2 separate regions of the Homo sapiens genome follow, and region 2 is linked to region 1. A link is a loop called in an ENCODE intact Hi-C map of the cell type or tissue named here. Cell type or tissue: Calu3. All regions are shown on one strand. Each heading gives the region's core, and the rest is flanking DNA. Links, peaks and the distances in the headings are about the cores only.

Evidence for each region. Peaks named below come from ENCODE experiments on the same cell type or tissue, not always from the same donor. Only the 100,000 strongest peaks of a DNase experiment are listed, where the experiment ranks them.
Region 2: a loop joins it to region 1, with 11 times the contacts of the local background. A loop is called at or near these places in 72 of 110 quality-filtered maps.

What each region holds. Positions count from the first base shown.
Region 1 is chr15:42,063,075-42,071,401 of GRCh38, forward strand. It overlaps PLA2G4D (phospholipase A2 group IVD), which reads right to left. Exons shown (of 20, transcript NM_178034.4): 17 at 8,049-8,243; 18 at 7,643-7,809; 19 at 6,835-7,021; 20 at 3,935-5,867. The coding sequence ends at 5,641. Among named protein-coding and RNA genes, the nearest start is that of PLA2G4D, 27 kb to the right of the region's middle. In Calu3, for the core only: no CTCF peak of the experiment used is centred there; a DNase peak (open chromatin) is centred at 3,617.
Region 2 is chr15:42,132,828-42,141,154 of GRCh38, forward strand. PLA2G4F (phospholipase A2 group IVF) reads right to left here. Exons shown (of 20, transcript NM_213600.4): 20 at 6,207-8,327. Among named protein-coding and RNA genes, the nearest start is that of PLA2G4F, 20 kb to the right of the region's middle. In Calu3, for the core only: no CTCF peak of the experiment used is centred there; a DNase peak (open chromatin) is centred at 1,264.

The DNA of each region.
Region 1 (8,327 bases), core at 328-8,327:
GACCTTGGATAAGAGACTTCACATCCCAAATGCCCAAGTCTTCATCATTGATGAGTATGGCAGAGCTAAAGGTCCCTGAGATTCCATCTGACCTTGACCTCTGATTGTGTGGGCTCTGGCTGCCCTGTCACCCTCTTCCTTGCCACTCCTGTGCCCTTTAACATCATAGCTTGTCCAGTCCTCCAGATCTTTCCACTATAATGTCGAGTGCATACTTCTGGGATCACCTCTGTGAGCTCATTCCTCTTGCTGACAACATGGCTTCTCAGAGGTAGCACACAGGACAACAGCTCCTCAAACCGCACCCTCTGCCAATACTGGGAGCCTCTCCAGAGCGCCTCATCATGCTCGCCACCACCGGCCTTTCAGGCCACAGCCTTCAGAGTCTTCTGTGGATCTCCATCTTCCTTAAGCCCCTGAACCTGCTCTCTTACGGAATTTTGGCCTTTGTTTCCTCCTCTCAGAGTTCTTCTTGCTTGCTCACATCAATGAAGCCAGCTGCCATATTGTGACCACCCCGTGGATAGGCCCATGTGGCAAGGAACGGAGGGTGGCCTAGGGACACATGGCCCACGAGGAGCTGACCCCTGCCAGCAGCCACATGCATGAGCCTGGAGACAGATGCCTCCGCAGCTGAGCCTCGGGGCGAGGTCAGTCCTGGCCAACACCTTGATTGCAGATGGCCAGTTAAGTCATGCCTCAATTCCTGACTCACAGAAACTGATTGAGCTCCAGAAAACCATTGTCAAGAAACAGAGATAGTGGGCATCCTGATCTTGTTCCTTAGCTGTAAGGAAATGAATCTAGGATTTCACTTCACTATTCAGGATGACAGGTTTTGTTTTTTCATCAAATATATACTGTATTTGTCAATGCTCTGCAGAGAAACAGAACCGAGAAAGAGAGAGAGAGAGAGAGAGAGAGTGTGTGTGTGTGTGTGTGTGTGTGTGTGTGTGTGTGAGTGAAGCGAGAGAGAGACATTTTGTTTTTGTTTTTGTTTTTTGAAATGGAGTTTTGCTGTTGTCACCCAGGCTAGAGTGCAATGGCGCAATCTCGGCTCACTGCAACCTCCACCTCCCGGGTTCAAGCAATTCTTCTGCCTCAGCCTCCCAAGCTGGGATTACAGGCACACACCACCATGCCCGGCTAATTTTTGTATTTTTAGTAAAGACAGGGTTTCACCATGTTGGCCAGGCTGGTCTTGTACTCCTGACCTCAGGTGACCCACCCACCTTGGCCTCTCAAAGCACTGGGATTATAGGCGTGAGCCACTGCACCCAGCCAAGACATGTATTGTAAGGAATTAGCTCAACGTGGTGGAGGCTTGGTGAGTCCAGAGTCTGATGGGGCAGGTTGACATGCTGGAGACTGAGGGAGGAGTTGTAGTTGGGGTCCAATGGCACTCTGCCAACAGAATTCCTTCTTGCTGCGGGGAGGTCCGTTTTTGTTCTATTAAGGTCTTCAACTGATTGGTTGAGGCCAACCCACATGGTGGAAGATAATCTACTTTACTCAAAATCCACTAATTTATTTATAATTATTATTATTGTTATAGAGACAGGGTCTCACTTTATTGCCTACTCTGGTCTTGAACTCCTGGCTTCACGCGATCCTCTCCCCTCAGCCTCCCAAAGTGCCGAGATTACTGGTTTGAGCCACTGCATTCAGCCCCAAATCCAGCAATTTAAACGCTCACCTCCCTTCACAGAAACACCTAGAATACTTTTAAACCAAATCTCTGGGCACTGTAGCGCAGCCAATTTGACACATAAAATGAACCAGTACAGTTACCCTACATCAGGTTATGCAGATGCCCTAATTTATTAAGAGCTGTTCATAACTTCCGAGTTTGTGTTGAATTTTATCAAGCAATTACTTTTATATTGTTGTTCTCATTTGTTTATACATTGTTTTTAAAAATTGTAAATTTTCTAATATAAAAGCATTCTTGCATAGTGGAGATAAATCCAACTTGATGAGGAAAAGGGAGCATCTCTCAGTTCATCTTGCTCGCCTTTCCCCCGGCCACAGCCTGTGGTGAGCAGAGGGCAGAGCGCCAGCCTTGTCCTGGGACTGGTGACAGACAGCCTGCTGTCTTCCTGTCTCTGAGCTGGCCCCAGGAAGGGCCCACAGGCTGCAGGAAGAGCACTGTGTGATTTACATAGATGCCTTTGTGTGGGGGCCTGACAGCTGCTGGAGTCACGGTCCTCACCCGGGTCAGGGTGGGGCTGAGAGGGCCTCCGGGTGTTTGGGTAGTCAGGGGCTGGGGTGACAGCAGCTAGTGGGGGGCGGGTATATGAGACAGATAAACATCCACACTCACATGCCAGGTGTGGCTTTGAGCCTCAGCCCAGCCCACTCTCCTTGGCTGTCTGGCTGGCTTTATTGAAAGTTCGCCAAATGGAAAGGGTCTTTTTTTTTTTCTACCATGCCGGCTCACTCTCCAGAGCATCCGTGCCGGCAGTTGGCCAAACCCTGAGGTTGGGAGCACAGTCCTCCAGACCACCACATCTTCTGGGACGCCTGACCTCTGCAGCAGAGGTCACCAAACTGTCCAGTCCGAGGGAACAGTCCCCACAAGACTGCCCCAACTTCAGCCACCAGCCGCAAGTTCAGAGTCCCCAGGGCCACCTTCACTTCAGACCAGCTGGCTGCAAATTTGGGGGTGCTTACAACCACCCTCAGCTTCAGTAATTTTCTAGGGTGACTCACAGAACTCAGGAAAGCACTAACCTTATGATTACAGTTTTATGATCATGAAAAGATACAAATTAAAACCAGCCAAAGGAAGAGAGGCTTAGGGCAGAATCTGGGAGGGGTCCAGTTGCAAGCTTCCAGGGAGGTGTCCTCTCTCTTTGGGGTTCTGGACAGCATTGCCTCCTCTGGGCCGCAATGTGTGAGGATACGCACAGGGTGTTGTCCACCAGGAAAGTCTACCTGAGACTTTGGTGCCCAGAGACTTTACTGAGGCTTGATCAGATGCTGCCTGTGTGACCGACCTTTAGTCTCCAAAGCCCCCCAGCAAACAAAGACACTCCTGTCAGACAGGACATTCCAGGACCCAGAGGTCACCTCCCACTAGCCACGGGCAGAGACTGGACCTCTCTTTGGTGAGGTTAATTCTAAACTACGAATAGGGCACGTTACAAAGTCAGTGCCCAAAGACACAGAGAGGTGTGGCTGTCAGAAGCTCCAGTCCTGGATTTGCCACCTTTGAGGTTAGCAAGTTACTTAATCCCTGTGGACGCCTACCAGCCAGAGGCCAGCAGGAACAGCCCAGTAGCCAAACAAATTTGAGTTAACTGGTACCCATTGCACTAAGAAGACTGTATACTAGGAGGCAGTGCAGTCTCAGTAAGTGTGTGTGTGTGTGTGTGTGTGTGTGTGTGTGGTGGGGGGGTGCTTATTGAAGGATTTGGGCGTTTGTAGGGTGACATTACGAAATGTTCAAGGAAGCAAAGTGTTGCTGTGGATTGGGTGCTGTCAGGGAGTGGGGCGAGTCTATAATTGAGGATCTTCACAATTTTTATCCAGGAGGTGGAAGAACGGGAGGGACGAAAAGCCTGGTAGAGAAACCGCAGTCTCTCACGTGAAACAGGAGAGGGCACTGTTTGGCCATTTTTATGGTTTCACAGTGCCCTCATTTTTTGTCCATGCTCAGGCATATTTATGGAGTGGCCTTGATTCTGTCCTGCTGCGTCACGGGGGCGCGGTGACCCTGCCTGACACAGGTGCTCTGTGAAGTTTGTGTGCATCAGGCGGACACCAGGGACCTGCAGACGAGTCACAGGATGCTTTGTTCTGTTCCTTTCCCAACCCTGAGTTTCATCACTGATAACAAGGAGACGGTAATTCTACCTAACACATTAGGCAAATGTGAGAATTAAGGGGAATAATGTAAAATGCCCAGCATAAAATAAAACACAACAGCTAGTCAATTCCCATATCACTGTTAAAAAAATAAGAGTCCATGATAAAGGGAAAAAGTGAAGAATCAAAATAAAGCCAAATGCAGAAGAGGCACAGGGAAGGAAGCTGAGAGAGGACATCAGATGAGGGCAGTCCCTGAGCCAAGGTCTGTCCCGAAGCTCTCACTACAACCCCCACCTGGGGCCAGGTGTGTGTGTGTGTGTATGTGTACACGCACCCTTGCATGAGGGAGGTAAGAAATGTGCTAGCAGCTGGCCGTGGTGGCTCACACCAGTAATCCCAGCACTTTGGGAGGCTGAGGCAGGAGGATTGCTTGAGTTCAGGAGTTCAAGACCAGCCTGGGCAACATGGTGAGACCTCATCTCTACAAAAAACCATTTTTTTAATTTAGCCAAGTATGGTGTTACATGCCTGTAGTCCCAGCTACTTGGGAGGCTGAAGTGGAAGGATCACTTGAGCCCAGGAAGTTGAGGATGCAGTGAGCCAGATTGCACCATTGAACTTGGCCTGGGTGACAGAGTGTGATGAGATTCTGTCTCAAAAAAAAAAAAAAAGAAAGAAAAAGAAAAAGAAATGTGCCAGCAATAAACAAAAAGGTTTATATACCATAATCAAATGGAAACTGCCCCAGGAATGCAAAGTTGGTTTAATATCCAAAAACCAATTAATGCAATAGAGTACATTAATAAAATACACGACAAAACCACATGATCATGCCCATAGACACAGAAAAATCACTTGACAAAACCTAACACCGTTTCATCATAAAACACTCAATAAACTAGAAATAAAAGAGAACTTTCTCAACCTGATAAGGATGTCCAAGAAAAACCCACAGCTAAAATCACACTAAATGGTGAGAGACTTATGCTTTCTTGTCAGAGTCAGGAACAAGACAAGATGTCTGCTCTTGAAACGTGTGTTCATCATTGTACTGCTCAGGGCAATTGGGAAAAATAAATAAAAGGCATTCAGATCAGACAGGAAGAAGTAAAACCATCTCTATTTGGAGATGGCATGATCTGTCTACAGAAAATTCTAAGAAATCCGCAAAAGTATTAGAGCCGGTAAACAACTTCAGCAAGATTGCGGAATACAAGATCAACATTTAAAAATCCATTGTATTTCTATAAAATAGCAATGAATAATCTAAATGAAATTAAGAAAGTAACTCCACTTATCAAAAAGAATAAAATATTTAGGAATAAATTTAAACAAGTACAAGACTTGGATACGGAAAGCAGGAGGACAAAGAGGAGAAGGACAAGGAGAGGAGGAGGTGGAGGAGCAGGAAGAAGATGAGGAGGCAATGTGTTCAGGATGTCTTGTGATTCCCGAGGCCTGAAGCCACCTGTCAGGTCAGGCATCCCCTGTCCTTCCTGTCCCTACTCCTGATCTGCTGCCTCCGGCTTGCACTTCAAATCTATCCTGCTCAGGCATGGAAGTAATTGTGGTGTGAAAGTCTGTCTGGTTGGACCAGCTGTTCTACACACTGGCCTGGCGAAGTTATTTTCAACTCATCTCAAGCCAGCCATGAACGTAAGAGAGAAGTCTGTGTGTGCAGTTCCCTCTGGGCAGTGAGACCAGCTACAGAGGCCACCCAGGCCTGGGAGAGCCCAGAACTCCAACCAGGAAGGCCTGTGGCTGAGCCCAGCTACAGATCAGGTTATGCCCGCAGGCCCTGGAGGGTCCTGCAGCCTCTGAGCAACCTCAGGTCTGTGCCCTTGGAGGCCTCGCCTCTAGAGTCCGGTGCTTCAGCGCGGTCCTCAGGGCCTGCAGGATGGCACCCTGGCTGGTCTGCACGTTGTAGTCACTGAGCCGCAGCAGGCGCTCGAAGTCTTCCTCCTTGTAGGTCATGTTGGACAGGGTGTAGGGGCAGGTGGCCCCGGTGAGATCCACTTGGCCACCCTGGAGCTCTGCGGGGCTGCGCTGGACACCTGCCCAGGGGTAGGAGGGGTGTCAGGAGCAGGACGCCGGGGCTTCTACAGCCTGGCAGCGGCGCACAGGGAGGGCTGCCCCCGCTGGAGGGGCCCCTGCTTTCCTCCCAGCTCTCTGTGTCCTTTGCCCAGGAATGTAAATGTGGGTGGCAGGGTGCTCTTTGGATGGGTACTATTTGGTGGTAGAAAATACAATTTCATATTTCATTGCCTTGTGGCGTGACACCCCTTAGGCTATTCAGGCAGCCCCACATGTCTCTACATCGCTTCGAGGCAAGGTGGAAACAGCCAGAAGGGGGAAGTCAACTGGGTTTGCGAATGGATTCTTAGAACTCACGGTGGAAGCAAGGGGGCAGCGAGAACTTGCTGAGAGATGAAGGTTCTTTAGAATTCTCAGATGTGGGCTGAGCATGTTCAGAGGAAAGCTGGGAGATCTAGAATGATGGTAGGAACTGGAAAGCTGGGAATATCGCACAAAGGCAGCAATGAGTTTTTCCCACCAGAAGGAAATAAAATTCTGACCAGTTGGTGAGAAGAGAAGATAGGAAGGAATGTGATGGGGGTTTAAATTTCGGGAGCCCCTGAGGAGAGGCCCAGCTCCCTGAGAAGGGGCCCAGCCTGGGCTGGGGAAGGATGGTGGAGAGGCCAAGTGAGTCCCCCACAGAGCAGGAGAGCAGAGGAGCCCTGGGCAGCTGGGGGTACTAGGGCAAGTGGAAGGCTGCAGGAGCCCGGCATCATGACAAAGGGGACCCCTGCATAGCGACCCTGCAAACAGAGGGCCTGCAGGGATGTGGGCATCAGCAAGGAGGCCAGGGTGGGCTCCAAGGCCTGAGTGGGCCTGGATGGGCCTAGCCTGAAGCCTTCTCCTGGCAGACTCATTTCCCTTCCCTCTGCTGGGCAGCCGGGGGGCCCAGGGCAGGCCTCTGAGGGGCCAGGCAGCCTGGGTGCTTGGGAGGGGCTGCCTCACCGGGGGCTGAGTGGTCCTTGAAGGAGGCATTGACCAGCGGGAAGTGCAGCAGGATCGGGGCCTCGGGGCAGGCGGGGTCTGAGAAGAGGTGGCATTCCCTTGGCTGGTGCTGGTCCTGAGGGCTGGGTTCCACCCGGGGGAAGGGCAGCCCCCGGGCCCGGCAGTACAGCTCCGTCTGCTGCAGTGCCTGGTGGGGAGAAGGTGGCCCGGAGAGAACCAGCCCGGCCCAGGTCAATGCTGGGCCAGTTCCAGCCCACACCAGCTGCTTCAGTGTCAAGACAACAGCCTGGCTCTGTCCTGTTTGTGGTCGGGCCAAGCTGCAGAGTGACTCGGAGGGAGACCCAGGGGGAGTCCAAGGACTCTGGTGGTCTGCAATGTTGTTTGGTTAAAAGCTCTAGGTGGGGTCAGACCCATCCCCCAGCCCCCCAAAACCCCAATTCTGGATTGCTATTGCTGGACTGTTCAAATCCCAGAGCCGAGAGGAGACCCACATTGGCACAGCGTCTCAGGGGAGGTCTGGGGGATGGACATGGAGATGCTAGGGTCTCCTCTCAGCTCCGTCCAGCTGTTCTTTGGAGTAGGTGTGGGGAGGTCCCTCCCTGTTCACCTGTCCTGGGAGCCCAAGGCCCCTGCACCACCCCAGCCTTCCCACCTAAGGACCCTGGCAGGAGCCAGCAGATCAAGGCCTGACACCTCTCCTTCCCTTCGGGACCCCGGCGGTGTGGGGCAGGGGCTCAGTGGCCCTGCTGCTCGCCTCTGGAGCTTGGCCTGGCTGGGCAGAGGGGTTCCCCTGGGGTGACCAGGGTACCTCGAAGGGCGCAGATAGGGAGTAGTCGAAGGAGAGGATGAGGTCCAGCCTGCGGCCTGGCCGGAACATGGAGGGAGAGCTGGTGTTGATGAAGTAGGCGGCGTCCACCAGGCAGAGCCGGGGCTCCTTGGGGGTCAGCTGGCTGGGCATGGAGTCAAGCTGGTAGTCTGGTGGGAATCGCAGGATGGTCAGAGGCCACCACCCTGCCACAGGTCATCCATGTCCCCTTCTCTCCTCTGGGTCACTCCTTAAATGCCACCCAGCCCTTCCCCAGGACCTTCCAAGGGGATCGTCTCCAGGCCACACCCCAGAAGTGGATGCTGACCTCCTAGGCCTCAGCCAGTCCCTGCCACACCACCCAGAGGCCCAACCTTGTGACCTAGGGACCCCTGGCCACGGCCCTGACCTGCCCAGGTGGAGAAGTCTTTGTGGCTACAGTAGTCCTGGTGCAGCTGGAGGCCCTGGAGGAAGTTGGGGCTGCGCTGGTGGAGGGGCCTGCCTGTCAGGAAGCCTTTAAATGCCTGGGCCAGCGCCGTGCCTGGCTGCAGCCACGAGGCCTCCAGCCGCGAGGAGGTCCCCGAGGTGGTCAGGGGCTCCTTCTCTGAAGCCAGAGAAACAGAAATTGGTCCCTTCTTCCCCTTACTTCTTCCCCTCAGACACCGCACACCGCAAGCATTCTAAAGGA
Region 2 (8,327 bases), core at 123-8,122, 70 kb after region 1:
ATACCTGAGTAATCGGCTAGGTGCAGTGGCTCACGCCTGTAATCCCAGCACTTTGGGGGGCCAAGGTGGCCGGATCACCTGAGGTCAGGAGTTCAAGACCAGCCTGGCCAACATGGTGAAACCCCGTCTCTACTAAAAATACAAAAATTAGCAGGGTGTGGTGGCATGTGCGTGTAATCCTGGCTACTTGGGAGACTGAGGCAGGAGAAATCACTTGAACCCAGGGGGGCAGAGCTTGCAGTGAGCGGAGATCGCACCACTGCACTCCAGCCTGGGTAACAGAGTGAGACTCCGTCTCAAAAAAAGAAAAAAAATACATGAGTAATCAAAAAACTCAAATATTAATAGAATAAAATGTATAAAACAATTCATGCCTAAAATTTCTTCATTGTTTCAGATGTAGAATAGTTAATTTAACTTAAATCATTTCTTAAAAAGACAAATTCAGAAAATTTACTGTGTAATTGAAAATAATTTTTTTAAAATGTTGAGGGTGATCTTAGCCTGTTCTCTGTCTTTCATCTTGAAACACAACTTTTCCTTTGTAACATTTTACTCATCCCCATCTTAGTTAGTTTGTGTTGCTATGAAAGGATACCTGAAGTTGGGTAATTTATAAAGAAAACAGGTTCATTTGGCTCATGGCTCTTCAAGGCAGGCTGTTCAAAGAGCATGGTGCCAGCATCTGCGTCTGCTTCTGGTGAGGGCCTCAGACGGCTTCCACTCGTGGCAGAGGGCAAGGGGAGCCTTTGTGTGCAGAGATCACAGAGTGAGAGAGAAAGCAAGAGATGGGGGAGGTGCCAGGCTCTTTTTAACAACCAGCTCTTGGAGGAACTAATAGAGTGGGAACTCACCCAGCCCCCAAGAAAGAGGGCAATAACCTATTCTTGAGGGATCTGGTCCCATAACCGAACACTTCCCATTAGGACCCATCTTCAACACTGGGGATTAAATTTCAATATGAGGTTTGGAGGACCCCCTATACCAAGCCCGTCATATTAATAATAGAAAAGATAAAAACATAGGTTAATAAATTAATAACCCATGATTCAAAGCAAGAAAGAGAACTCTTCATGAGTCAGAAACGCAGAGGCAGCCCTGAATGAAGGAGGTAAACGGGCAGCCCAATGGAACACACTGGCACGCTACCCGGCCCTCCATGCCAAGGCTGCTACTGTTACCCAGGGGCTGCAGCATCCCTTCAAGGCTGTGTGAGTCCCCCAGCAGCATAGCTTCAGCCTCCCCAGCCCCAAGTCCCACACTGCCACCTGCAGGCCAGCCATCATTACCACGGCATGGCCAAGGACACGCAGCCAGGAGCCATCACAGCCCAGGGCATGCAAGGAACTCTCTCAGAGATGAGGTTACAACCAACAGTCACCAAATACATAAAGAAGGCAGCATCCATGAAAGAGAGGCAACAAAGAACCTACCCCCAAGGAATCCAGTCACAGAACAATCAGAAAAACGTGTTAAAATACATACGCTAACATCATCACAGTGAAAGGAGTGAAGCCTATTCAGGAAATGAAAACACGTAGTTTTGGAAAAGATCCGCTTAGAGAACTTAAAATGAAAAATGTGATAGTCAAGTTAAACAGAAACCCCAAAAGATGAATCCAGGAGCGGACTGGACACAGAAGATTGTGTTCATGATCTGGAAAATCATGCTAAGAAAATCCCCCGGAATACAGCACAATGAAAAGATAGAATGCATAAGAGGAAAGTTTAGGGATACACAGCGTTGATTCAGATATTCCTACATCCAGTTAATATGAATTCCAGAAAGGGAGGATGAACAGCAGTTGTGATAAAATTGACAGGTAATTTCTTAGAGCTTCAAAAAGACATACATCCAGAAGTTGAAAGAGCTCACTGATAATTTTTTACCTTTACACTTTAGAAAAATCAAAATTAAACTTTTTGATTTTATTATTTTTTTTTGAGACAGAGTTTTGCTCTGTCACCCAGGCTGGAGTGCAGTGATGCAATCGTGGCTCACTGCAGCCTCGAACTCCTTCTGGGCTCAAGCAGTTCTCTTGCCTCAGCCTCCCAAATAGCTGGAACTAAGGTGTGCACCATCATGCTTAGCTAATTTTTTATAGAGATGAAGTCTTGCTTTGTTGACCAGGTTTGTCTTTAACTCCTGGCTTCAAGTGATCCTCCTGCCTGGCTTCCCAAAGTGTTGGGATTACAGATGCGAGCCATAGAGCCTGGCCAAAGTTAAACTTTAAAAATCAAAGACAGGCCGGGTATGGTGACTCACACCTGTAATCCTATCACTTTGTAAGGCCGAGGTCAGAGGATTGTTTGAGCCCAGGAGTTGGACACCAGCCTGAGCAACATAGGGAGACCCCGTCTCTACAAAATTAAAAATAAAAATAAAAATAGCCAGGAATGGTGGCACATGCCTGTGGGCCCAGCTTCTTGGGAGGCTGAGGTGGGAGGATCGCTTGAGCTTAGGAGGTTGAGGCTGCAGTGAGCCATCATCTGCCACTGTACTCCAGCCTGGGTGACAGAGTGAGACCTCATTTCAGAAAACAATAAATAAATAAAATAAAAGACAAAGTCCTAAAAGTTACAGACAAATGACCTGCAATGGGGACTCCAGCTGCCATCAGATTGCATATCAGCAATATCAAATGCAAGAAGGCATTAACATCTGAGCATATGCAAGCATGAACCAAGAATTCTATACTCTTCCAGGCTATTACTCATAAGTCAGGGCAAGAAAAGAGAATTCTAGACATATAAGCAGTCAGAATATTTACCATCCACACACCCTTCATTAAATATTCAATTTTGCACTCCACTAAAAAGAAAAGCAAACGCAAAAGAAAGAAAGGAGTTACAAGAAGCAATGACAAGCAACTAAATCAAGAAACTATATTGTAAAGTGGAAATAAAAATTTCTATTTTGCAGTTTTTAATACACTGGAAATAAGATTCCAGGTGATTAGTAGAATGTTTGGGTGGTTGGGGAGCGGCACATAGGGCAGGAAACAGGAAGCTACAAGCATGCCAGGATGCTTGTCTTGTTTGGGGAGAGACAATAGAGACTGGTGGACTTTTTAATGGGACTTTAAAAAAATAAAAGTTTAGGCTGGGTGTGGTGGCTCATGCCTGTAATCCCAGCACTTTGGGAGGCAGAGGTGGGTGCATCACTTGAGGTCAGGAGTTCAAGACCAGCCTGGCCAACATGGTGAAACCTGTCTCTATTAAAAATACGAAAATTAGCCAGGCATGGTGGTACACACCTGTAGTCCCAGCTACTCGGGAGGCTGAGGCAGAAGAATCGCTTGAATGCGGGAGGCAGAGGTTGCAGTGAGGAAAGATCATGCCACTGCATTCCAGCCTGGGCGACAGAGTGAGACTGTCTCTGAATGAATGCATGAATGAATGAATGTTTAAGTAAGAAGACTTTTTTTTTTTCGGAGACAGAGTCTCGCTCTGTCACCCAGGCTGGAGTGCAGTGGCGCGATCTCAGCTCACCGCAAGATCTGTCTCCATGGTTCACGCCATTCTCCTGGCTCAGCCTCCTGAGTAGCTGGGACTACAGGCGCCCACGACCACGCCTGGCTAATTTTTTGTATTTTTAGTAGAGACGGGGTTTCAGTGTGTTAGCCAGGGTGGTCTCGATCTCCTGACCTCGTGATCCACCCGCCTCGGCCTCCCAAAGTGCTGGGATTACAGGCGTGAGCCACCGCACCTGGCCGTAAGAAGACTTTTAATGAAGCTAAATTTGGAAATAAACCAAATTTCCATCAGCAGGGGAATGGATAAACATTGTGGGATATCTACATACATCCTAGTGAGTTATACTAAGGAAAGAACTACAGACACAGCAACAGGGATGACTCGCAAACGCAAAACGTGTTGAGTGAGAGAAGCTGGACACAATGAGTCAAAAAGTCAACGAATTGTAAGTCAAAAAAATTTTAAGTGGTTCAAGGTAATAATTTTTCGACTATACCATTCCATTTGTATGAAACTCTGGAAAAGACAAATCCATTGTGGGAGAAAGCCGATCAGTAGTCACCTGGGGCCAGGAGTGGGGAAACTGACTGGGACGGAACGCAAGATAACATTTTGGGTGATGGAAATGTTCCATATCGTGACTGTGGTGGTAGTTACACATGTATATAAATCAGAATTCATTGAACTGTGCACTTACTCTCTTGTACACTTACTGTACACTTAGAATGTGTGCTATTGCATATAAATGATACGTCAATGAAATTGACAAGAGGAACCACCAGAATGGTGGAAATAGGATGCATAACATTCAAACCAGCAGAGGGGAAAAGAAAAAAATCAAACCAGAAAGCAGGAAGGCGGGGGAGAAAGACGAAGCATGGCAAACAGAAAACAAGTGTGTCTCAAGCCCCAGGACTTGCTTTGAAACCCAGCGATGGTAAAATAAATGGAGAGGTTGGGGTGGGGAGTGAAAGGAGACCTGGGGCATGGCACAGTGTTTCCTGGTACCCAAGATGGAACTGAAAATCTATAGGCCCTTAGAGGACTTAAGGTGCCTCCAGGAAATTCTGGCAGTGTTCAGGGACCCGAAGAGAGGACAGGAGGACAAGGACAGCAGAAGCGCTGAGGCCAGAGGGAGGAAGGAAAAGCAAGAAGGGGCTTCAACGGTACCAACCCGAACTAGACGATGCACAAGCAAGGGCCACCTGGACCCTCCTGTGGAAGCCTCAGCCACCATGGTCCAGAGGAGCCCAGTGGGGGTGGTGGGATGACAAAGATGCCCCGCAGTAGACCAAGCAGAGCCAGGGCAGGCATCAGGCATTTAAAGCTCCCCAGGTGAATTCAAGGTGCAACCCAGGTGAGATCCATCACTCTGGGGTCAAAGGATAAAGAGCCACGAGGACTTGTGAATGCCAGCAAATCAGCCAGAGCCTCTCTCAAGAGCACCTGCCTGCCTCTCCCCACCCGGGTGGCCCCCCTTCTGGGTAGCTCCCCATCCCTTCTCTTCCTTACTCATATTTTCCTCCCCTTTGTCTTTTCCTCTTTCTCCAACTTCGCCTCCTTTTACCACTTACTTTGCCAAAGCTCGCCACCTAGTGTTGGTAGACTTTTAAAACAGTGGCCTTTATTACATATTTATCCAGATGGTCCCCAACTGAATGGTTTGACTTACAGTTTTTTGACTTTCCAATGGGTTGAGATGTAACCTCATTGTAAGTCGAAAAGCAACTGTACATCTTTTTCAAAACCAAGACCTAAATCTTACTAAAGTAACTGGCTTTTTAACATAGTGAGTCATTCACCGCTTAATATTTCCTGTGCCTCAGCTTTCCTAATAGGAAAAAAAAATCAGTCCCCAGCCCTGACCTCTAGTGGTTAACAGCCTCCCTGACTCCCAGGACAGCCCCCTACAGACCCCTGTCCTTCATGGAGAAAATTCCAGGACTCCTTGCCCCGTTTGTTGGGTGTCCCTGTGGAGTTTTACAGGACAGAGGTGCTAGGGAAAGATAGATTCCTGCAGGGTATGCAGTGTGCCCTGCTTTTCTCCTCTGCAAGAATGGTTTCATCTGAAATGAAGGAAATTTCATTTAAAGCCTCAGCTGATTACCACCACCAACTGAGCAATGTTAGCTGCATGGCCTGGGCTCAGAGAAGGCGGGGGTTACCCATGCCCACCAGCCACCTGCCAGTACCTGAGGCCCTTCTCCCAGTGCTGCACCATCCAAGGAATGGAAAGGATACTTGCTCTTCGATTTTCTGCAGGAGATTCTTGTGAATGCCGAGCTGCATCGAAGGAACCAGGGGGCCTGATATTTGAACCAGCCTCTGTCCTCATACTCAGTTGAGGCTGTGCTCCCAGGGCTGCTAGGTCACACAACTCCAAGAGACAAATTCACACCATCAGTTCATGTGAACAGGATCCCCTGAAGTTGTGCAGTGCACAACCTGTGCAGCCCTATGTGACAGGCTTGTGGCCCCCTTTTTCTCTCATGAGGGGCTCTGACAAGCTGATGAATGATGCCCCTGCTCCTGTGTTTCTACCCAGCTTCAAGGGAAACCATGCTTGTTCTTCTGGACAAATCCCTCCAACTCTGTCACCTTCAGGACCTTGAAGCTTATTTCCAGCCATCTCAGACAAGAGTTGGAAATGAGGTAAGGACTCAGATACCTCCTCACTGAGGAGCGACCCTGGCTGAGCAGTGGATGAAATGTGTACTCAGACACAGGTATGCAGTGTAAGAGCAGCTAGGGGACTGCCCAGCTCAAGTGGCCAAAGTGCAGCCCTGAGAAGCTGGAGCTGCTTGCTTTTATTCAGTGCAGGCACAATGCCAAAAGCCTGGAGCAAACACTGGAGGTAATTAACATTTATTGTTCCCCTTTCAGGGAAGGTCATGGGCGTAGATGATCAAAGGTCAGTTCCTGGTCAACAGAAGTAAACAAGCCTGTTTAAGATAAATTCCCCCACACTCCCTCGTACCTACTCCTTGCCCTCTGCCTCAGGGTTATAGAACAGCTGTCTTTAGCTATTCTCCTCCAAAGCTATGCAGAGCCTTCCAACCTTTCAGAAGGCCTGCTCCTTTCCCTATAGCTTCTCCCACCACTCTGACCAATCTCCTACACTTGTGGCCCCCTTTTTCTTCCCTTGCCTCATGAGGAGCTCTGACAAGTTGATGAATGATGTCCCTGCTCCTGTGTTTCTACCCAGCTTCAAGGGAAACCATGCTTGCTCTTCTAGACAAATCCCTCCAACTCTGTCACCTTCAGGACCCTGAAGCTTATTTCCAGCCATCTCAGATAAGGGTTGGGAATGAGGTAAAGACTCAGATCTCTCCTGAGGAGCAGACATTAAACTGGCTGGGTTACCTTCGGCCCCTCCCCTGGCTTCTTGCTCTGCGTGGCTCCCAGATTCAGTCTTGTTGGAGCCTCCCCATCCCTGGCTGAGATCCTCCCTGTACTTCTGGCCAATATCTGGGCCACAGCACTAGCCCAGCCTCCTGCCCCCTGCCCCCTGCCCTTGATCTTGTCCCAGTCTCCTCCCAAACCTTATCTGAGCACAAGTGGCATTGCCTACACTTCTGTGTGAGAAGGTCCCCGCCCACTCTGCACAAGCCCACGTTTGCCTCCTTCACAAGCCTTGCTGGCCTGCGGGGACAGACGCTGGCCTCTGCAACCCTGGGGCTGCTGATCACATAGCTGAAGCAGAGACCTTATTGTAAGCAACTTTTCATGTGTGTGTGTATGCCTTTTTCTTGGGAGAGGGTCTGTGGTTTATATCAGCTCTTCAAAAAGTCCACATGGGTTAGGAATCATGAAAGCATTGCATGCTTTTTTGTGGTTGGTGGGTGACGATCCATTTCTTAGAATGTAGGTTCCCATTCATTTATCAAATATTTACTGAGCACCTACCATGTATCAACTGCTGCTCTAGGCACTGAGGATACAGCAGTGAACAAAACAGATGGTAGAATGACTTTCTAGGAGCCAGAGACAGCCTGAGGCTCTAATGGGCACTGAAGAAACACCACAGATTCTAAGTTGTGAACGCTGTGCAGTTCTGAGCTGTGAACCCTATGAAGGTTTTACTAACAAGTTATTGATGACGGCAGGCACAGCAGTGTTGATGACAATGGCCACAGCAGGAGCCAGATAAACTCCCAGATAAACCTCTCACTGCTGAACCAAGGGGAGGGGCCGTGGCCTGTGACAGGCAGCCATGGTGAGGAGGCAGAGGAGAACTGAGGTGTCCCCACCCCATGCCAGCCCAAATAACTGGCTCCCCCAGCCCTCGCAACTCATGCCAGCTGGAGGGCTGCAGATCCCAGGCCAGGCCAAGACACAGGCTGGGCTCCAGTCACCCTTCCCCAACCTGGAAACCAGAACTAGTCTTCTTTCCAGACTCAGGACAGGTAAGGCTTCCCAGCACAGGTGTTCCTGACAGCGTGTCTGTGTGAGAGAGCATGGAGCAGGGGGTGCAGCCAAGAGGGAGCCCCTGGGACAGGGGGCAGAAGGAACAAGGTCTCAAGTGCTGCTGCAGGCTCCTAGGCAGCTCAGCACTGGAGGCATATGCTGCAGAGGCCGTGGCCAGATGGAGAGGGCCTGGCCAGAACGGGATCTCCTCTTCACGAATCTGAGGGCTGCCCACACTAGAGAGGTTCTAGGTATTTGGAGAGTCCCTGGCGGGTCAGGGGAAATGGAGAAGAGGGAGAGTGAGAAACAAAACTTGCCAAGACCCATTGGATGCATCTGGGAAAGAGGCAAGAGCCCAGGCGAGGCTCCCTCTGCACTGCCCATGCCTTGGAGTAACCCACCTCCAGGAACTTGCACACCCTCCTGCCCCACATACAGGTGCA